Regions from separate parts of the Homo sapiens genome. Here region 2 is linked to region 1. Evidence: chromatin loops called from intact Hi-C (ENCODE). Cell type or tissue: ovary. All regions are shown on one strand. Links, peaks and the distances in the headings refer to the core of each region. The heading gives the core; the rest is flanking DNA. Region 1 overlaps LOC112268413 (a long non-coding RNA gene). Region 2 overlaps THADA (THADA armadillo repeat containing).

What was found. A loop is a pair of places that touch in the nucleus more often than their neighbours do. Peaks named below come from ENCODE experiments on the same cell type or tissue, not always from the same donor. Only the 100,000 strongest peaks of a DNase experiment are listed, where the experiment ranks them.
Region 2: a loop joins it to region 1, with 2.3 times the contacts of the local background. A loop is called at or near these places in 3 of 110 quality-filtered maps.

What each region holds. Positions count from the first base shown.
Region 1 is chr2:42,954,065-42,965,113 of GRCh38, forward strand. All of the region lies in intron 2 of LOC112268413 (a long non-coding RNA gene), which reads left to right. Among named protein-coding and RNA genes, the nearest start is that of LINC01819, 80 kb to the right of the region's middle. In ovary, for the core only: no CTCF peak of the experiment used is centred there; DNase peaks (open chromatin) are centred at 5,597, 5,897 and 7,397; H3K27ac peaks cover 5,000 bases.
Region 2 is chr2:43,338,516-43,349,564 of GRCh38, forward strand. THADA (THADA armadillo repeat containing) reads right to left here. Exons shown (of 38, transcript NM_022065.5): 30 at 5,607-5,722. Among named protein-coding and RNA genes, the nearest start is that of LINC01126, 120 kb to the left of the region's middle. In ovary, for the core only: no CTCF peak of the experiment used is centred there; a DNase peak (open chromatin) is centred at 5,646; H3K27ac peaks cover 4,501 bases.

The sequences.
Region 1 (11,049 bases), core at 3,474-8,473:
TTTTTGTATTTTTTGTGGAGAGGGGGTTTCACCATATTGCCCGGCTGGCCTCAAACTCCTGGGCTCAAGCAATCCTCCCACCTCAGCCTTCCAAAGTGCTGAGACTATAGGTGTGAGCCGCCACGTGTGCCCCCCTCCCTTTTTTGGTACAGATGAGGTCTCACTATGTTGCCCAGGCTGGTCTGGAGCTCCTGAGCTCAAATGATCCTCCCACCTTGGCCTCCCAAAGTGCTGGGACTGCAGGCATGCGCCACTGCGCCAGGCCAGGCCAGTCACTTTAAGCAAAAGCAGCAAGACTGGGAGCTGGGCAGGCCAGCTCCCAAATGACCTGCCCCACCCTGGGAGCTGGCGCTCCACTGAGGGGTCAGAGGTCAAAGGGATCTTTGAATTCATCTAGGGGGCTGGGGACAGCTCATGAGAGTGAGGCAAGCTCTCTTCTGTGACCCCTCTACCTACTGAGCAGCCTCCTTAGCAGGGAATAGGGACTCCAGCTCCCAGCTGGAACCCATGAGCAGAAATGTTCTTTTGGTTTTCCTGTTGGAATCCCACGAGCAGGAATGTTCTCGTGGTTTTCCTGTTGGAATCCTTCAAGCAGGAATGTTCTCGTGGGTTTCCTGTTGGAATTCCATGAAAAGTGCTTTCATTCTTCCAGCCTTGTGCCCCTGAAGTTTCAGGGGCACGGAGTCCTGGGGGATCCCCAAGCCCGGCCCCTCCCAGCGTTTGCCCTTGGCCTCTGGGCGTCTCATTAGCGTGGACACCCTCTGGAGGAGGAACTCTTCATCACATATGCTGTTGCCACCGCCAGGATTTCTGAGCTAAGCTATGGTTGTTTCTATCCTGCTGCTATAAACTGAGTCCACCAGAAAGTGGCCAGTCCGGATCTGGGGTGAGGAGGTGGGATGGGGTAGTGGTTTGAGGGAAACACAGTGCCTGAATCTGAATCTTGGCTACCTGCTAGCTGGCCATACCATGACCCAAGACGCTCTAAGCCTCCGCTTCCTCGTCTGAATGATAATAGAATCTATGCTGCAGAGTTGCTGATGGGAATAAATGAGATAACTCTCCCATTACCTGTCCCTGAGCCCAGGACTAGGCTGTACCTGCCTCACCTTGGTGTGGTCCAGCCACTCCCTGTCTTCAGCTGAGCCAAATTTCTCCTTTTTTCTTTTTGAGATGGAGTCTCGCTCTGTCGCCCAGGCTGGAGTGCAGTGGTGTGATCTCAGCTCACTGCAACCTCCACCTCCCGTGTTCAAGCAATTCTCCCATCTCAGCCTCCTGAGTAGCTGGGACTGCAGGCGCCCGCCACCACGCCCGGCTAATTTTTGTATTTTTAGTAGAGACAGGGTTTCACCATATTGGTCAGGCTGGTCTCGAACTCCTGACCTTGTGATCCGCCCGCCTCAGCCTCCCAAAGTGCTGGGATTACAGGCATGAGCCATCATGCCCGGCCAAATCTCTCCTTTTCCTTCTCAATCCGTCATCCATCCCACAACTTCATATTCCTGGCACCCCTTCCTGCCCCCAAGAGCTCCAGCCAGGTGTCAAGGGTCACAGGCAGGTCCCCAGGAGCCCTACCCCTGACCCCACTCACGTGCAGATAACTCTCCTAGCATGCTTGGCTGGCTGAGGGGCCTTCTTTGGGCCTTGGGTGTTTGAGGAAAGTGGCCAGAGGCCCAGGCCAGAGCAAACTGCTTAGATGGCTTATCTAACTCTACTGAGGCTCAGCTCCTGGGACAGTGGCTCAGTGAGTCCCACCATGGCCCTTTGAATGAGAGCGGCCGGGAGAGCTGCCCTACCCACTTCCCCTGCCCTCCTTCATCTTTGTCTACATCTGCATCCTCATCTTCATCCTCCTTATCTTCAGCCTCGTCCTCCTCATCCGAGCCTCATCCTGCTCATCTTCAGCCTCATCCTCCTCTTCTGGGCACTTGCATATTCACTTTCTTTCTGAATTCCACAAAAGTCTAGTTAGGCAGTGGCGCATAGACCACCTTCCTCATTAGGAAAGAAACCGACACCCAGAAGGAATAATAATGCTGAAAGCACACCTTTTATGTTAATGTAAACATTTTTGGGATAGGTAAATCCAAAACCCTCACATGATGAATTGTTAAAGAAGTGTACAAAAAATTAGCTGGGCATGGTGGCGGGCACCTGTAGTCCCAGCTACTTGGGAGGCTGAGGCAGGAGAATGGCGTGAACCCGAGAGGCGGACGTTGCAGTGAGCCGAGACCACGCCACTGCACTCCAGTGTGGCCGACAGAGCGAGACTCTGTCTCAAAAAAAAAAAAAAAGGGGGGGGGAACAGTTCAGAGTCCTGCTCCCAGCCCCGCCCCTTCCACTTCCCCACCTCCCACGAGGTAACTTTGTTTACTGGTTTCTTCTGCATCTCCCCAGAATGTCCTTATGTAAAATCCGAGCAAAAATGACCATGTGGTCTGATCTCTCTGCTTCCCACCCAGATGGCAGCATGCTATACACGCTGCTGTGCTGTGCTTTTCCCCACAGAATCTCTCCCCATCAGCTCCTAGAGGGTGCCTTCATTTGTTTTATGAGCACTGACCACCTGCATTGAGCGTGGCGGTCAGGCATTGTGTGTGACGGTCGGGCATTGTGCTAAGAGATCTACGTGGATTACCTTATTTAATCATCACACAAACCTAAATGCAGAGTGTGCTAGAACCATCCCCCTTTACAGATGAGAAAACTGAGGGCTGGAGAATTTGCATAGTCCGGGTCACATGCCATCAGATTCCAGAAACAGCGCTGTCATTCTTGCTGCCACGAGGTTCTGGAAAGGCCAGCCTCTTGATTTTTTTTTCTTTTTTTTGAGATGGAGTCTTGCTCTGTCGCCCAGGCTGGAGTGCAGTGGTGCGATCTTGGCTCATTGCAACCTCCGCCTCCTGGATTCAGGCAATTCTCCCTGCCTCCGGCTCCTGAGTAGCTGGGACTACAGGTGCACACCACCATGCCTGGTTAATTTTTGTATTTTTAGTAGGGACGGGGTTTCACTATGTTGGCCAGGCTGGTCTCAAACTCCTGACCTCAGGTGATTCGTCCGCCTCAGCCTCCCAGAGTGCTGGGATTATAGGTGTGAGCCGCTGCGCCCAGCACCAGCCTCTTGATTTTTTTTCCAACCCTCACTGGGTGGTTTGAATGCAAATGCTAATTGGGTTCAGCTGAAAGCCACAGTTGAACCAGTGACCTTAGATTGTTGATTAACACACCAATTGCACCATTTTACCACTCACAAAAGGAACAGGTCAGAATGCTATCTAAGTGGTTACAGATATGTGTCATAGTTTCACCAGATTCCCAACGTGTAAAAATGGTTATCCTTATTTCCTGGATGAGTAAAAGGAGGCTCAGCAAATTTAAGCCAGGATTGCAGCTTGGGTCTTGGGACTGCCTCTTAGTGGCCCCCATGGTTGGCTTCCCTTCTCCTACCTTGGCCCCTGAGATGCGGGAGGGGTTGGCTGCCAGGGCCCCTCTCGCGGGGGAAGGTAGTGGGGTGGGCCTGGCTCCCCAGATGGCCACAGTGGAGACAGGGCAGGCACTGGGTCAGCCCAGGTGGGTGGGAGAAGGTGCCATTGAAGGCTGGTAAAAAAGGGGTGAAGTGCTGTCACTTCCTTCCCAACTTGGGCCTCCTGCAACAGAAGGGCGCCGAGCCCTTGTGGCGATCCTGAGGGCACTACAGCAGCTGCTGAAAGTGATTCTTAACCAGGAGCTGGCCCTCAGGGGCAGCCAGCATCATGGCCTCTCCCTGGTTCCCTGCTTGCCCTAGACATGTGTTAAGGGCTCTGGGTGGGCCCTAAGCCCCAGCTGCTGGCTCATCTGGCAGCCACTGTTCTTCTCTTGGCTCAGCTTGACCATCCCATCAAAGGAAAAGCATGGCATGAATGGGAAGGCTTAGGGCTTGGCAGGAGACTGACCTTGGCTCTCAGAGTGGGGAGCCCTGGAGCCAGGGAAATCTAGCAGGAGGGATGGCCTCAGGTCCTTCAGGGGTCCTGGATACGGTCAGCACTGGGGGTGCCACTGGTGCCATCCAGCTTAGGGACATATGGATTCCTTCTCTCAGACTCCTCTGCCTGCCCCCTCTGCTCTCCTTTCCAGCGTTCACAACCCTGCCTCTCCCCGCGGAATGCCTGACTCCACACCACATGCATTAAAGCTGCCATCTGTACCGCCCTCATGGTGTGCCAGGCATCCAAGTATTTTACATACACACACACACACAATGTCAGTCAATCCTTGCAATACCCAAGTGAGGAAGGTATTACTACCATTATCTCCGTTTTACAGATCAGAAAACTGAGAAGTGAAGAGTATAGGGAAGTCTGCGTGGCTCCGGCCAGGCTGCTGCTGGAGGACCTCTACCTTCTCACCCCCAAGGACATGGGCATGGTGTTGATGGAGAAAGGAAATGGCTCACTCCGGGGGGTGTCCCTCATTCTGGTCCTCTTGAGCAGTCACTCTTCCATCTGTCCTGATGGTCATGGCTGGGAATCATGGCTGGGAATGGGGTCAACAGAGAAGAGCTTCCTCCCTCTTCTTCTTCCTTTATGTCTTTTCATCTCTGCCCACTCTCTACATCTTTTCCTTTCTCCCTTCTCACTTTATGTTTCTTTTATCTGCATTTCTCTCTCTCTCTCCCCGTCTCCTCTCTCTTTCCCCCACACCCCCGCCCCCAGGGTCTTGCTCTGTCACCCAGGCTGGAATGCAGTGGCACAAACAGGCTCACTGAAGCCTCGACCTCCTGGGCTCAAGCGATCCTCTCACCTCAGCCTCCCAAGTAGCTGGGACCACAGGTGCATAGCACTACACCCAGCTAATTTTTAAAATTTTTTGTAGAGGCAGGGGTCTCACTATGTTGCCCAGGCTGGTCTCAAACTCCTGGACTCGTGCCTCGGCGTCCCATAGTGCTGGGATTACAGGTGTGAGCCACCTCTGCCAGCTGGATTCTTTCAGCCCCAGCCTAGGCAGTCGCACCTGGCCTGCACCCTCTCAGCCCTGTATCTGCCTCTGGGTGTACCCGCTGCACAGAGCATCCCAACCCGTGGACTTGGGAGATGGATGGCTATCAAGCAGCCATTTTCTCTGTGTGCGACTTCTCACACTCTTCTGTTAGCCCCACTGCTCCATCACACTGGCACCCCCAGGGCAGGGTTTGTGCCTCCCTCACCAGTTGGAGACACTACCCCTTCTCCTCAGATCCTCTCTCTGCCCCCCTCACCCTTCCTTGTTTCACTGGCTATCCTTTGGGCCCTCTGGATCTGGGGCTGTGTGCTTGGTGTGGGCCAGCACAGAGCAACAGGGGCCCAGACACACCCAGAAAGAGCTCCCTGGAGGGCAGAAAGGCAAGCCAGGGAAGAGGTCAGCCTTGCAGAGTGTTGCTTTTTTGGCTTTTCTGAAAGTTGCGAAAATGTGGCTTTGTCTGAGCGAGTTAAAACAAAAAAATCAATGGTACCTCCCACAGATGATACTGTTGCTCAGGCTCCTGGAGCCACAGTTGGTAGACAAATAACACATAAAAATAGCCTGTGTTTCCCAATCTTATGGCCTCTGGGGGCTGCAGGGGGAGAGGCCTTGGCTGAGCAGGGTTTTCTGGCCCATTGTTTGCCTGCCCTGGGTTAGGGGTGGGCGTGGGGGCTGTTCGTGGGCACAGCAATTCCCGGTCAAAGAAGGGAGGAGGGTGAGTTCTTGGCGAGGATGAGCAAGATAACGCACACTTGAATGGGGTAGCTGTTTGATGTTTATTTTTCCTTTCCCAGGCCAAGAAATTTAGCACACTCCATTTTGAACTTCAGTTTCCACCAACTTTTTCCCCCAGCCTTTTCTTTTTTCTGAAAGTGTGCAAGGAGGACTGAGATACAAGGTCTTATTTCCATCTGGCCTCTGGCCCAGGAGCCTCGACCAAAAAGTTACTTAAGTCATATTTCCATCATTTGCAGATGGCTGTGTATTTATTTCTCACCAAAGTAAAATCCCAAATGGGCTTCAGATATTTGCACGAGTCAAAACTGCTTCCTCCTGGCAGGGCTAGGAAAGGGGCTTTGATCCTTCTGAGAAAACAGAAATGTTGGCCCTGGCCCAGAGAGGATGGTGCATTTAGGGGTTCCCATAACTACCCAAGATCCAGGCCCTGATGGGGTGAAGTGAGCTCTGGGGGCTGGAGAAGCCATATCCCTGAGATGGGCACAGGGCTTTGAGAAGCAAGCTGGAGACAGCTGAGTGATGAGGGCAGAAATCAATGCAGGTGGGGTCACCGAGCAGGTGAGTGGCCCAGAGTAACCCTCTGGAGGACCAGCCACCATCTGAACTCTGTGAGCAAGCCTGTGTGTGGAGGAAAAGCCAAACTGTGGAAAATTACTTGGGGAGAAACTGCCGCTCCCAGACACAGGGCCTGCTGTTGGGCCTGTGTTGTCGGCCCCGTCTCTTTCTTTGCGCCCTCATCCCCAGGGCGCTGAGCCTGGCACAGGGAGACAGCCGTGGCCTGAGTGCCCAGGCTGGTTCATCCCTGGGTCAGGAAGGGCAGCCCAGTTTGTGCTGTGGTAGGGCCTCTCCCTGGCACCAGGGGTGCCCTCACCTCCAGGGCAGAAATCCATTCAGGACTCACTGTCCCCCTCCCCATGTCCCACCTCCTGGCTCCTAGGAGGAGAGGGTCTGAGTGAGCATGGTGAGGGCCTCTCCGAGTAGGGGAGGACCCCTTAGGGCTGAGGAGGGCAAACTGGAGGGACCACAAAGGTGAAGAGAATGGCAGCCAGCCGAATGCCAAAAACTGGCTTTCCAATCACTTCTCTCCTCTCCCCATTCCTGTTGCGGTTTGTGGATGTCCAGTGCACATCTGCATCGCTCCCTCTGCTTCTTGGCTCTCGTTTTCCTCTGTTTTGGCTTCAGGCATCCCTTGCAACAGTGCTGATCTCTGTAAAGTGAATCCTGTGTTCCTGTTGCCATGCATTTTGAGACCTCAGATGTGTTCCCATAGCTTTGGGAAGGGGCATATGAGCCCCCAGGGGAGCTGAAGGCTGCGTAGAGGAACAGACCCTATGCATGGATGAGGCGGAATACTGCGAATATCACTGTGCCACTTCCAGAACTTTCCAGGGTTCCTCAGGGCTATCCTTCCTGAAACCCTTTTCTCAGCCCCACACAACTCCTCTTAGGCTGGGGATGTCTTGCCATCACTCTCACTACAGGGCCAGAGTGGGACCCTATGCCCCAGGGTCTGAATTTCTGGGTGGAGCCCCTGGTAAATTCAGCACTACTTTGCAGGGAGCTGGGACTCAATGTCTCTGGCCTCCTGCTTGGTTCTTCCCGGTTCGCATCTCTGGCTCTCTTTGGCTCTTTTCTCTCCAGGTCAGCCAGCAGGCCCTCCTCCCTACCCCGTCCCCTCCCTCTCTCCCCACATCTTGGCTCCACGCTCTGTTTTCCTTTAGGACTTGCTTTCAAAGAGCACCAAGTTGGCCACTAGCGTCTCTGGCCTGGCCCACCTTAAAGCCTGACCCTGACTCATGGTCCTGGTCCCGACAGGACGTGGTTCACACCGGTTTAGAAAACTCTGGACGGCAAAGTCACAAACCATCTGCACCCTCTTCTTCCGCCCCAGACGTTATTTATGTGTGTGGCTTTGTGTTCGTTGCTAAATGCGGCCTGTGTGAAGGCTGTTAATTAACCCTTTGAGAAATGCGCTTCCCATCGGGGCAGGGACAGGAACAAGGAGCATGCTTCTAATCACCGAAGATTTATCCTGCTTCAGACGAGGCGTTTAATGAAGGCAGGGGAAGGGGCTGGAGGAGATGCCCTTCGAAGCGGTTTAAAGAAAGCCCGTTTTGTGCACGCAGATTGTCAGAAGGGCAGGAAATTCTAAATCAACTGTGCTCCTGGGCCTCAGTGAGGGGACAGGGGGTGCATACAGGGAGGGGGAGGGGGCCTGTGGGGTCGGGGGAGGTCTAGGGGCACAGGCCGGCTATCAGGAAGCAGGGCCAGGCAGCTCTCCTGGGATGAGCTGTGTAGTCACTCAACTCTTTGGCCGTCTGTAAAATGGGACCGCGTCTCGCCTGCCTCCTCCCTCCAGGGCATCCATGGAGGGGACTGTAGAACAGAGTTGGAGGAGCCGCTTATAATACAAACAGTCATCAAAGAGTGACCATGCTGTGGGTGCCTTGGGAGGTGGGTGGGGGTGACAAAGTGAAAAGAGGGACTTTCTTTCCCAGTGAGGGAGGGTGAGCTCTGGGGTCAGGGTGTTCATAAGCTTTCCAGGGGGCCCTCTAGTTCCTCACCTGTAAAGTGAGAGGCATTCTGGAATCTTCACAGCTGGCTGTAGGATTATGGGTTTCCTGACACTGAAAACAACCTTTCTTCCGAAAAAGGAGAAATTCAGTTTTGGGTTTCACTCCCCCTTGGTTTCCCAGCCCAAGGCGCATCACGGTTCCCACCCTTCCCAGATGCACTGAGGGTGGTACTGGCTGGAGGGGTTGGGGGAGGAGGGCAAGCGGGAAGTCCCAGGACATCCCAGCTGGGCGTGGGGGCTGAGGGACGGAGTGGGCCACAGAAGCCCGCTGATATTTATAACTGCGACTCTTTACATTCTGTATAAAGGCATGCCTAAAAAGCACCATTGAGGGAGGGCTCAGACGCCTGCCCGCACGCAGCCAAGCTTCCTGTCAAAGCCGAATGAGCTCAGAAAACAAAAAAATGTATTCACAGCTCTGAGTCTTCCCCGCTTCCCAGGCTTATTTCGTTTGAAAATACTCAGAGTTGGAGGGAGAAAAGGTAGAGGAAACAGAGTCCAGCCTGACTCCCTAGGGACCATGTATCTGCTGCAAGGTTGTGTAATCTCTCAGAGCCACACATTTGCCGACTTGTAAGGTGGTTGTGAGGAGGAGGTGAGAAGATAGGTAGGAAGAACAAGGTCAGCAGGAGATGCACGAGCGGGCTCCCACTCCATCCCCCTCTTCCCTCCTCCCTCCCTGTCCTCCATCCCTCGCTTCCACCCCTTTCTTTCCTCTCCCCCAACCAGTCTCTCCTGAGGTCTGCCATATCACCCTCTCTGCTGCATCCCTAAGATGCCCAGATAAAACCAACCTAATATCTTTCAATGATCTGCCCCAGACAGGCCCACACAATAATGAACCCTATGATGGACAGAACCCAGATATCCCTATTTCGGCCTGCCGCATAGACAGTGGAAGTGTGCGTGTTTCAAGTTTGTACTTAGTTGGCTGTGCCTTAGCAAGCTTCCAGGGATTCCCATGCAAGCTGAAGTTTGAGGACCATTGTACTGTAACATGCAAATGCTCCTGAAGCCTTCAGGGAATTCATCCAGAGGTGAGGATTGGGGAGGGCTGATGTTTCCCATTTGGAAGTAGCTCCTGGGGAGCCCTTTGCTAGGAAGAGCACCTGCTTCTGGCCACTTCCTCCCTCTCTGAAGCTTCCCCCAGTGCCTCTTCCCAGGGACCCAGGAAGCCTGCTTTCCACTCCAGGAGTCAGGATGGAAGCTGCCTCTGGGGTGTCCACACCTGTACTGGGTGTCAGGCTCCTGGCTCCCCTCATGGCGAGTCCACCTCATCCGTGGTGAGGTGGGGAGAGGAGTGAGAGGATGTCTCCAGTGTTTCTCAATCACAGCCCCCTGCCCCAGCTCCCCACCCCAGGAGAGTAAAGCTACTAGTGTCCCTGGCACCTGGTCTTTCCTAGCCAGGGCATGCGTCTCGGTAGAACTTTCTGTATTGACGGAGATGTTCTGTATCCGTGCTATTCAATACAGTGGCCATGAGCCACCTGTCGCTACCTACTGAGTACTTGAAATGTGACTGGAGGCCAGGCTCAGTGGCTCACACGTGTAATCCCCGCACTTTGGGAGGCCAAGGGGAGTGGATCACTTGAGGTCAGGAGTTCAAGACCAGCCTGGCCAACATGGTGAAACCCAGTCTCTACTAAAAATACCAAAAAAATTAGCCAGGTGTGGCAGCATGTGCCTGTAATCCCAGCTACTCAGGAGGCTGAGGTGGGAAAATCGCTTGAACCCGGGAGGCAGACGTTGCAATGAGCCGAGATTGTGCCACTGCACTCCAGCCTGGGTGACAGAGCAAGACTCCATCTAAAAAAAAAAAAAAAAAAAAAAAAAAGTGACTGGAGTGACTGAGGAACTGAAATATGAATTTTCTTTCCTTTAAATTCCTTTAAATTTAAATGGCTATGAGAGGCTTGAGGCCACCATATTGGACAGTGAAGTTCTAGGAGCTCCTTCGATGCCTTGGCCTCTGAGGCCTTCCTTCCCGACATCCTTGGCATCTGCTCCAGCCCTGTGGAGTCCTGTCCCATTACATAGAGGGGAAGCTGAGGCCTAAGAGAGGGGGTACTCTGCCATGGATAGGAAGCGAGGGTAGGACTGGACCCCACCCCCTCCTCTGCCTTCCAGCCCAGGCCTCTGGCCAGCAGCCCCATTCGACCCTGGCCTCTGGCCGAGGTGTGGGAAGTTGAATGTGATGAAACCCAAGACCCCTTGGCTGGCACCCAGCTGTGGTTTTGCACTTGAGCTGCAGAGCTGGGTGGAGGCGGCTGGAGAGGAGTGTCAGAGGATGGGAATTCGGGTGGCCTGCCCAGCAGGCCCTGTGAGCAGGAGCTGTTCCCAAGGGGGTTTCCAGGCCAAGCAGGCTTCCAGGTTCTGTTGGTGTCTCCTGGCAGCGGAGGGCCCTGAGTGACCCAGATTCTCCTAGATGCCCCACTGTGGAGAGGGACAGAGAGGGGACCATGGAGGTGAATGAGCATGTGTAGCTGTGTGTAGTCAGTGAGTGGAAGTGGGGAGGGCAATAGCACTGGCTTTTCTAGGGAGGAAACCAGCCAGCTTGCTCCACCCTCCCCACCATCACCACCAGCTGCATAATTTACAGGGCCCAGTGCAAAATGAAAATGCAAGATCCCTTGTTCAAAAATTATTAAGGATTTCACATAACATGGGAGCATTAATCCAAGTTGTGGGGACTTTCTGACAGCAAGGCCCTGTGCAGCTGCCTTGGTCACCAACCTGTGAAGCTGGCCCTGCCATGAGCG
Region 2 (11,049 bases), core at 3,052-8,051, 380 kb after region 1:
TTCCTCCTCTCTGTAGCCCCTGGCAACCACTATTCTACTTTCTGTCTCTAGGTCTTGACTACTCTATGTACTTTGTATTAGCAGAATCATATAGTATTTGTCTTTTTGTGATTGGCTTATTTCGCTTAGCATAATTTCTCCAAGATTCATCCATGTTGTGGCATATGTTGGAATTTCCTTCCTTTTCCAGGCTAAGTAATATTCTGGTGTATGTATATACCACATTTTGTTTATCCATTCATCATTCATCAATGGACACCTGAGCTGTTTCCATGTTTTAGCTATTGTGCATAATGCTGCTATGGAAACCTCTTTGAGACCCCACTCTCAAGTCTGTTGGGTATGTATTCAAAAGTGGAATTGTTGGATTAACATAGTAATTCTATTTTCAATTTTTTGAGGAAATATCATACTGTTTTCCACAGTAGCTGTATCACAAAGAGTTTGAAATAATAACAAATGCTCTCATGATACTATCGAGTGAAAAAAGGAAGGAAGCTATAACTTACATATACAGTATAGCCTTGACAAAGTTAAAAAAAAGCATAGGAAAAAAGATGAAGGAATTACATACAACTCTTAACCAATAATAGTGATTTATGGATTGTGGTAAGAATAGACTTTTACTCTCTTCCAAATTTTGTACTTGACTAATTTTCTATGATAAGCATATAGCAGCACACAACAATGAAGGGGAAAACGGTGAAAAAATTTTAGTAGGGCACATATTTATTTCTGGTTATCACATCCACTGCATGCATGCATTCATTCATTCATTTTCTTGAGACAGAGTCTTTCTCTGTTGCTCGGGTTGGAATGCAGTGGCATGATCTCAGCTCACTGAAACCTCCGCCTCCCAGGTTCAAGCGATTCTCATGCCTCAGCCTCCCAAGTAGTTGGGACTACAGGCGTGTGCCACCACTCAGCTAATTTTTTGTATTTTTAGTAGAGATTGGGTTTCACCATGTTGGCCAGGCTGGTCTCAAACTCCTGGCCTTATGTGATCCACCCACCTTGGCCTCCCAAAGTGCTAGGGTTACAGGCATGAGCCACCGCACCCAGCCCTGACTAGTCCATTTAGTTCACTAAGTTTACCAAAAGAAACACACATGCAATATATAAACATACACATACACACTTATTTTTTTCCTTTTATAACCAAAGAAGGAGAAACTAGATAGCCAAATTCACTTCTGAAAAGTTTAAGCCTAATATAATACTAATTACAACTCTTAGCCAAAGTAAATAAGCGATCTAGCTGGGACAGCTGAGCTGGAATCTGCAAGCAGCAAGGGTGGCAGGGCATGGGGCTCATGTCTGTAATCCCAGCTTACTTGGAAGACTCTGGTGGGAGGACTGCTTGAGCCCAGGAGTTCAAGTCCAGCATAGGCAACACAGCCAGACCTCATCTCTAAAACTAAAAAATAAATAAATAAATAAAAAACTTAAAAAAAAAAGTTTTTGTAATTAGCATGAGTGTCAGACTGGGTGATTCCTCTCTCATGATGCCCACTGCCATCCTTTCCAGGACAGCAGCAGATCCCTACTAGACGGCTACTCTCATTTCGTTTCTGGTCTAGGTCAGTTTAGTTTTCTTTCAGTAGTTAGTAAACTGCTTTAGACAGTAAACTGGATCAAGAAGGGAGGAGTGGAGGAAAACAGGAAGGAAAGGACTTGAAGGATTAATGAGCTGATTTCCATTAAGGCTTTGACATCCTGGAATGAAAAGCAGCCTGTAAGAGCAGAAGCCCAGTCCTTTCCTGAAGCCATGTTGCCAGCTGACCACTCATCACCAAAAATTCCCCAACAACTCCATGGCTATTGCTTAATCACCTCATATAAATCCCTATTAATCTTGCAAAGTCAAAACACAAATATAGGACAAAAGTCTTCATTTTATGTTCCCTCAATTTCAGAGTCAAAATTTAAAGACTGAATTGGTTATCCAATAGTGCCAATCAATTTTTTAAAAACTTTCTTTGAGAACAAAAGGACAAATACATATCCACTAGCATTTTTGTACTTATGGGACTGAAGAAACTCAGGCTAATGATCAAATAAATTAGGGAAGGAAAAGGGTGTCGGTGTTAAAATTTAAGGCAACATTTTTTTCTTTGCAAAAACATTAATTTTTCATAGCTTATATTCAAAAGATACAGAAAATCCTTAGTAGACTCAAAGGAACATTTATTTTTCTTTCATGTGTAAATTACCAGGGACATAAAAAAGCCTCTTCAGTAGTTGAATTTGGAATACTCTGCACTGTAATATCTTCATGGGAAAGGCAGGTGAGAAAGTAAAGACAGGGGTCTGTTCTGAGAAGGGACCGCTAGGACGAGAGGGGGTGTGTCTGAGCATGGAGTTAACTAGTATAGACAGACAACTCCCAGAACAAGAGGACCTCAGGGACAGGGCAGGCATGTGACACCGAGGCTTCATCACTTATACCCAGTTCTATAATTTGCTATTTAGGAACCTCAAAGTTATCCTGTCAATGATGTGGATAATATAGAAAAACTGATACATAGCTTTGGAATGCATTGTGCTGTCTGGCAGTATGTTTTCCTTCCAAACTCTATTTCAGGCTCTGAACACATTCTGATTAACACTTGTAAAAGTGTGCTGGGGAGCAAAAGGAAGCCTGGTGTTAGGAACCATTTACAGACCACCCACAAAGCGGAAAGTTCACACTTGGATAATAGAGAGTTGACTGTACTGGAAACAGAAAAGTGGCTGTCCTACATTCTGGGCAAGGAAGGTGGAAACCCAGTAAATTGCAGTGATTCATTCCTTTGTCTTCTAGAGCTGGAAAATCATGGAGAAAAATCAGAAGTGGGGTGGGGAGCAGAGGGAATGAGAATGGAAAGCCCAATTAGAAAACAGCAATAGGGACCACAGGACAGGTTTTAAAAGGCCAGGAGGACTTCCCTTCCTCTTAGCTGCAGAGGAAGCTGATGGCAGCTTTGTCAGCCATCTTCAGGCACTGCACAACATGAAGGTCCACTCAATGGCTGGCCTGCCGCTCCATCTCCTCCATCTCATCCAACAAGAGGTAATGGACTCAGGAAGCCAGTGGATAATGACTTTCTACGAGATGCATGAAGGAGTAGCAAGCTAAGGGGGCAGAAACTCCTTCCTTACAGCACTTTAAGAACTAGAGTGTTAGGATACTTGGGACAGTCCTGGCTAGAAGCAGGTTTCAGAGGATAATTTCTGGACAGCTCTGACTTCTTGATCCCCAGAAATAACAGGTAGGAAGAAGTGGCCTATTACCTGGCAAACAGCTGAGGGTACTGATGTGATATGTATCTTTGGGATGCTAAGAGCCACACAGAAGGCAAATGGTACTAGGCGTGGGTAAACACTTCATGGGTAAGCAACTCCTACTCTCTAAATAAAATGGAGAAAACAAGTTGGGTGCAGTGGCTCACATGCCTGTAATCCCAGCACTTTGGGAGGCCGACGCAGGTGGATCACCTGAGCTCAGGAGTTCGAGACCAGCCTGGGCAATCTGTTGAAACTCCTTCTCCACCAAAAAACCCCACAAAAATTAGCCAGGCATAGTGGCGTGTGCCTGTAGTCCCAGCTGCTCAGGGGACTGAGGCGGAGGGATCACTTCAGCCCCAGGAGGTCAAGGCTACAGTGAGCCGTGGTAGCGCCACTGCACTCTAACCTGGGTGACAGAGCATGACCCTGTCTAAAAAAAGGGAGAATAGACTAACAGACTAAAAATGAGAGGCTCCCAATAACTTTACCGGCATTTCAGACACAAGATAATTTCTCCATCAATATCCCTATCCAAAGCTATTAATGTTGAGACAATAATTGAGATACACACATCCACACATTGGGAAATCCACCGCTGGCTCCTTCACCAAAAGGTTTCTTACAGGAGCTTTCACTGTGTGGCCTGGGCATATTTCCTGAGCCCCATTCTCTGCCACTTGTGCCTTACACTTTAGGTTCCAGAGGGCTAACTTCCTTATGGTTCTGCAAACCTACAGTGCCGTTTCATATTGCTGTGTCTCTGCCTATGCCGTTACCTAAGCCTGGAATTCCCCTACCTGTGTTGGCCACTTGGCAAAATTCTGGCTCACTCTTGATGGCCAGTTTGATGTCAGCCCTCTCTCACCCCTCTTCTGGCGTAATGCTGTACCTACTACAGACATTTGTTATAATACTTAATATACCAGATGAAAATTATTTATACACGTCTTTCTCACTTCCTGGAAGTCCCTGGAGCCAGGACTAGCTCTTTTATATTTTTGTATCCCTATATCTCCTAACACAAAGGCTAGCAGGTAGCCTGTGCTCAACAATGCTTTGTTGAATTAAACTGATTTGAGAGCCTCACACAGCCCATTACTTGACTTGCCACAGAAGGTAAGAGCCCAACAAAAGTGACCAAAAGCACACTTTTTGAAAAATAAAAAAGAGAGGCTTCTACTTTAGACAGCCAATATACTTTTTTCTTTTTTTTTCAACTTGTTTGTTTCTCAAACTCTAAGCATCAGAAATTTATTTATTTTTGAAACAAGGTCTCACTCTGTCACCCAGTCTGGAGTGCAGTGGTGCAATCACAGCTCACTAGAGCCTTAAACTCCTGGGCCCAAACCATCCTCCTGCCTTAGCCTCCCAAGTAGTTGGGACTACAGGCATGCACCACCATACCTGGCTAATTTTTGTTGTTGTCGTTGTTTTGTAGAGATGGGGTCTCGTTATGTTGTCCAGGCTGTTCTTGAACTCCTGGGCTCAAGCAATCCTTCTGCCCTAGCCTCCCAAAGTGCTGGGATTACAGACATGAACCACCACACCCGGCCAATAAACTGACTCTTAATTAAATGCGTGTACTATGGCAGGAAAGGTAGTAACACTAACACATGCGCCTCTTCTGGAGCTACTCTGGTGGAACTTACAGAGGACCTACGGAGGGCCTTTGCAGTTAACACTATCCTACCACCACCAGAGTCCTGCAACACAGATTTTGAACATGGCATTACAGAGAGGACTCCCTGTATATTACATGAGAAATTCCTTTTACTCCTTCATCTTTCACACAGTAAATGTTCTAAGTTCCAGGATAAACTAACAATGGCAAGGATGAAAAATATGTTTCTATTCTTTTTTGCCTTGCTTATTCAAGCTACCTTACTACCCACCTAAGAAAGGCAACTTCCATCCCCTCTTGCTATTCACACCCTATCTGTCCCTCAGTGCCTGCTCAAGCCTACAGCAATCTCTAATCTCTGAGTTGCCACGGCACCTAAGAGTCTGTACCACATGATTTAGTCAATTACTGCCTTTCATTGTTATAATATCTAACACAGGACTGGGCACGCAGCAGGTTTCAACAAAAACAAGCTGATTGGTGGGCAGACAAAAAGCCATATTACATGCCCCTCAGTCACTTAGCAGTTTTAGAAAAATTGTCAAGAAAATATTTTTCTTTCTTTACCACAACCCAAAGTTCTAAAAGGATAAATACTCCAATAAGTTTAGAAAACTCATGCCAATGACTTTTAAAACTCCCCACAACTAGAAACAGCAATTCTCAAATGTATTCCTAACCCCTGATAACTCCTTGCTCATGTGGGATTTTAACATACCTCTTGGCCAGCCAGAGTTTGGCTTTGGTACAAACAGTGATGTCAGTCAGCTCGTGCTGGAAGTCTGAATTCGTTCCGTGTTTGGAGTCTGAGTAGGCTTGCAACAAATGAAAAACCTAAACCAAAAAAGAAAAAAAAATCCTGCTGTGAAAATATATTTTTCCTAAATGCTCAGTTCCTCCCTTTTAAGTTTCCTTAAAATGTTCCCCTCAAAGAAAACAGACACCTGCAGAATGTAGCTCTGGTCTCTTTGCAGAAAGGCATGTTGGTTTTGGAGGATGTAGCAGTGCCGAGAAACCCAAGTCCTTAATCCATACTTTGCTATGGGTTTCTCACACAATCCCCAAAACTGATGACTGTGGCCCAACAATCATCTGCCACAAGAGTTTATTAGTTACAAACAACCTATACACTGATTTCAGCAAAGAAATGCAAACATCTTTATGTTAGCTGTCGCACATGAAAATAAAATGTGCCTTTTAAAGTCAAAGTCTTAAATTTAAAGAAAAATACATTGTTTGAGAGTCTAAACTGGTTTACATGTCTGAGTTCATTAGAACAGTCGTGGCTAAAGAAGTAGGTCAAACTAATTCTTGCCTTAGCAAATACTGGGCAGTGATGTTTGTAACTATTTAGGGTTTTTTTTGTTTTTTTTTTTTAGCAGATCTTCCCTTCGATGTCAGGAGTGAATGCAGCAATGCAGACGTGCCCCACTTATACAAGGATACTCGTGTATATGCATGTATGCACGTATGTATGTACTGGATTCAGCAATGACATCCGCAAAGCCTCTGTGAGGAGTACAAATCTATAGCAGACAAAGAATAAGGACAAGGGCATAAATGAGATCTTTTGACCTTGGCTAGTGCCAAGGAGAGAAATGCAAGTCAAGAGAAATCCTTCAGTCTCCAGCCTCCTTATCTAAATCAAGAGGAAGAGGTGGGTGTGGCAAAGTAAGCATAGATAAACACACTAAGAACTCTGAAAGTCTATTTTAATAACATCTGTTTTCTTTCCCTATTATATCCTTCTCTAGAGCTGTGAATGATTCTTTCTGTGTAACCAGATTCAACGTTTTCCTCTCTTTCTCTCCTATCAACAATGGGCTGACAATAGTGAAATAATTGAGAGTTAGATACGGAAGGGGGTAATGAGAAACAGAAAAGGCCAGATAAAATCAATCCAGAGTCATCAGACCCTAAATGGGTAGACTGGCAGGTTTTACTGGGTCAGACGTCTGCAATCACCAACAACAAATACATGCCAAGCACCTTCTGTTTAGAGAATCAAAATAAATTTCTTCTAAACAGAAGTAACTGTACAGGAGAGTGCACACAAGTCCCAATGTGGAGACTGAAAATGCTTTGTCTAATAATGGATCTGTTATTTCAGAAGCAACAGATCAAATGTCATGCCTTCACCACACCCCCGCAGGGACCCAAACCACCCGACGTGGAGTCTGGAGCAATGGGTCTGGCTGGAGCTTCTGTTCTTATGTGGTGACTGCCAGAGGGAAAAAATACCTTCCTCAGCCTGAATCCCCACTGTCCTGAAAGAGCTGGCAAAGTCACTGGGCTTTGCTTTACTTTTCTCTACAGCTGCACAAAACCAACCACCAGGGCTTTTCATGGTGTCACAGGATCGCAATTAATCAGCAGACACCAGCAAAATGCATGACTTCGGAATTTACTTGTAAAGAAACCTGTGAGATTTTCAAATGCTTCTCATTTAGAAGCAATCACTTCAAAAATAACTCCTGATGGATGTTTAAACTTAGTCCTATATTTGCTCACCTTACTTGGCAAAAACAAGACTGTTTTTGAAACGCTTGGTAGCTCTGGTTTATGAAAATCAGCCTACAATTCTGTCACATTGGGTACAAACCAGACAATTGTGACCCTGGTTATTCACCAGGAATGGAGAGCGATCTATTTACACGAGACAAATGGAGAGCCAGGTACGCTGAAAAGAACTGTGGCGGAAATAAGCATGTCAAAGGGCCAGGGTCAGAGAAGTCATGGAAAAAAATGGGGCAGGGAAGGAGAGGGAGAAGAGAAGACAGGGGAAAGAGAAAGGAAAGAAAGTTTTATAAGCAATTGTATGAAACAGGTTAGTGTTTTTGAGATATTTTTCTTTAAGAAAATAAAAATATTTGAATACACAACTAACCTCATAGACATTTAGTGTGTTGGGTTCAAGAAAAATGAGACCATCCTTTGGCATGAGGTCCAGGTATAAGGCCAGGCCCTTTGAAACTAAGATTTGATCAAGGTCAGACTCAGGAGCTCCGGCAGCTCCCAAGAAGGGCAATTTGTCCACCAGCTCTTAAAGGATGGCAAGTAGCAAGGCAACTCTTTCTTCCTCACTTTCCTAAAGTTCTGGTCCCAAAGAATTCTGAGGCTAAGAAAGCAGTCAGACCCAGGCCTGTACTGAACCAAGCACAGAGAAACCAAAGCTGCCAGAACCAAGGAGGATGATTAACTGCCAACACACATGAGAACTCAGAAGTTCAGTGTCATTTTATGTGTCCTAAATTGGCAAACATTGTCAACAAATATTTATTAAACAACTCTTATTACCAGGCACTGTCCAAGGGGCTGCAGCAGAGACCAGATAGTTCCTTGCTTTCCTGTAGCTTACATTCTAGTCATGGAGACATGAAAAATCAATAGCTTTCCTGACTCTGCCTGGTCATGATTTACAACCTGCATGGCAGCATCGTCATCACTTTTGTTTGTATGCTTGACCTCCCCCTCCAACAAGTCTGATGCACTGTAGGAATTCAACAAGCATTTGCCAAATAAAAACGATGTTGGTGTTTGGTGCTTCTTCCTATATTCACTCCTTTAGGACACATTCCCTTGGGTTTTGTGAGCTATCGTAGTGCCGACTTCTGTGTCTGGAGTGGAACGGAGAGCTGAATCACGCCGTACTCCTCATCCCAGTGGATGCCTCATCTGATGGTGGAGGCAGGAAGGCTAGATTAGTGCTAAGAATCCAGCCTCATGGGAAAGTGGAAGAGCATGGATTTTGAAGCCGGGCAGAGATAGGTGTAAACCAGTTATCAGTTTTGCGGCTTTGGGCAACTTAACCTCTGTTTCTCCATGGTAAATGGCGTATAATAATATCTAACTTGTAGGACTGTAGAGAGATTTAAAAGAATATATATACTACTAGGCACGCACTAGGGAAGTGATAACAATGTTGATTCTTTTCCATGTTCTGTCTGCTCCCTCTCTTCCAGCCCCATTCCAAAAATAAACAGTCAGAGAAGACTTTGCAGAAAGAGTGATATGCATACGTGGCCTTAAAAACAGTCTTGCCAGAATCGAGGGAAGGGTATGCAAGCAGTGAAAACAATTAAAACACATTTTAAGGGTATTAAAATATTGGTAATGCCAACAAAAAGAGTGAATCTTAAACTATGGACTTTAGTTAATAATAATGTGTAAATACTGCTTCATTAATTGTAACAAATGCACCACATAAATACAAGATATTCATAGTAGGAGAAAATTGGGGGAAAGAGGTGGGGAGGAGAAAAATATTTGGGAACTTTCTGTATTACCAGTTCAATTTTTCCCTAAATCTAATGGTTCTAAAAATAGTCTCTTAATTTTTAAAAATATTGGTACTACTCAGGGGACAACAAGTGGTCCTGTGTGCGCAGAGAACAGCCAGGGTGTGCACAGGGTGGTGGCAGACACAGCTGGAGAAAGGAGTCGGGTCTAGTCAGACAAAGACCTTAAAGGCAATGTCATGGAATGTGTACTTTATTCTGCAGACGGCAAAGATTTCTTCAGAGAGTGCTGTTGGGTGATGAGATCTGTAACTTGGAGAAAAAAGCCAGGGGCAGTGTGGAGGTCATAGCAGAAGGGGTGGAATGCCCAGGACTACTGTAGTAGTCTAGACAAGAGGAGGGGAGGGTTGAAACCAGCGGCTCAAAACCAATAGCCTTTGGGCCAAAAGTGGCTGCAGATGTTTTATTTAGCCCATACAGTACTTTTAAATCAACCTTTATGAATTGGGATATTTCACATTAAAGTCATCCTGATTTCCATTTTGAAAAATTAGATCTGGCTATAGCGGCCCACCTTCCTGTAGGGCAAACAGTCACCTGGCCGGAGCTGAGCAGCAGGAGCTGGCCCCGGAGATGAGAACTGCACTCTCTAGACCACCGCTGTCACCACTATTACTATTGCCTGTTACTCTAGTCACTAAGACGGAGGGTCAATGCCATTTATCAAAGCTCTTAGGCTTTTTTGTTTGTTTGTTTTAAACTTTCGGAGAATCAAGAAAAAAATAAAATACTTACTGAACCCAAATCTCTACTAAAAGTTTGAAAACAAAGAATGGGCAGAGAGCCCCTGTGTTTATACTCATCCCCCTTTGGTTCACTTACCTGCCTGGCACGGGTAGGATTCTGATTTTGTGACATCTCCACCCCACCCCAATCTAAACTAAAACAGCAATGGAAGGAGAGGAAAGGATACATCTGAGAGAGCTTCTGCGGGCTGCAGAGGCAGGGCTTGGCAACTGCTTTAGACATGGAGTTAAGGCGCAGGAAAGAGCCTCTTAACTTGGGCAGCTGGTGAACAAGGGGCATCTTTCAAGATGGAGATTATAAGAGAATCTACAGCAGGCTTGGGAATGAGGGAGGGGAATTAATGAGTTTGGTTGGGAATATCCGTGTGATGACTGCTTTACTTAGGATAATTTATGTCGCAAAAAAGAATTCTTCAGGGACAAAAGGGAGCTCTATTAATAATCACACTGGGAAAAACAGAGGACAGATGCTTACCCCTAGCTGTAATAGGTCCCTTGGAGAAGGGTTAGAGGTGGACATAGGGGTCATCAGCACAAGAAACAGGAGAAAGCTTTGTTGCCCTAAGATGGTTATGACCCAATCAGAAAAAGACTGAAAGCACATTATGAAACAAACAAGTACAAGCCAACAGCATCATCCATGACTATCATAGGCATGGAACTGCCAAGAGATGGGACTGTCAGCCCTGCCCTGAGGAGGGGGTGGTCATGGAAGCAGCTGGGAGGAGCAGGGAATGCACTGCAGGAGGGTGTCAGTGAGTAGGCTGATTTCTTGCCCCTGAGATGCAAGCCTTAATGAAAGTTTGAGGGGAACTGAGAAGTCTGGAGAACCTGGAAGCAGTTACCCTCTGTCCCTCACCCCTCCACTCTAAACACAGAGAGACTCAGGGGAGCCCCAGGCATCTGTGCAAAGCATGGGGTCCATTTTGGCAGCTTTGAAATGCTCTTTGAATAAATGCCATGGGCCTAAAAAGAGACATGAGGCAGTTCCCTGAAAAAACTTGCACTGCACCAGTAAAATATGTCTAGTTTATGCTGCTGGACTAAAATAGCAACTTGTGTTAGACAAGATCAAGATGATATATGGTTGTTTGGGAATGCAACGCTGAGATGGGTT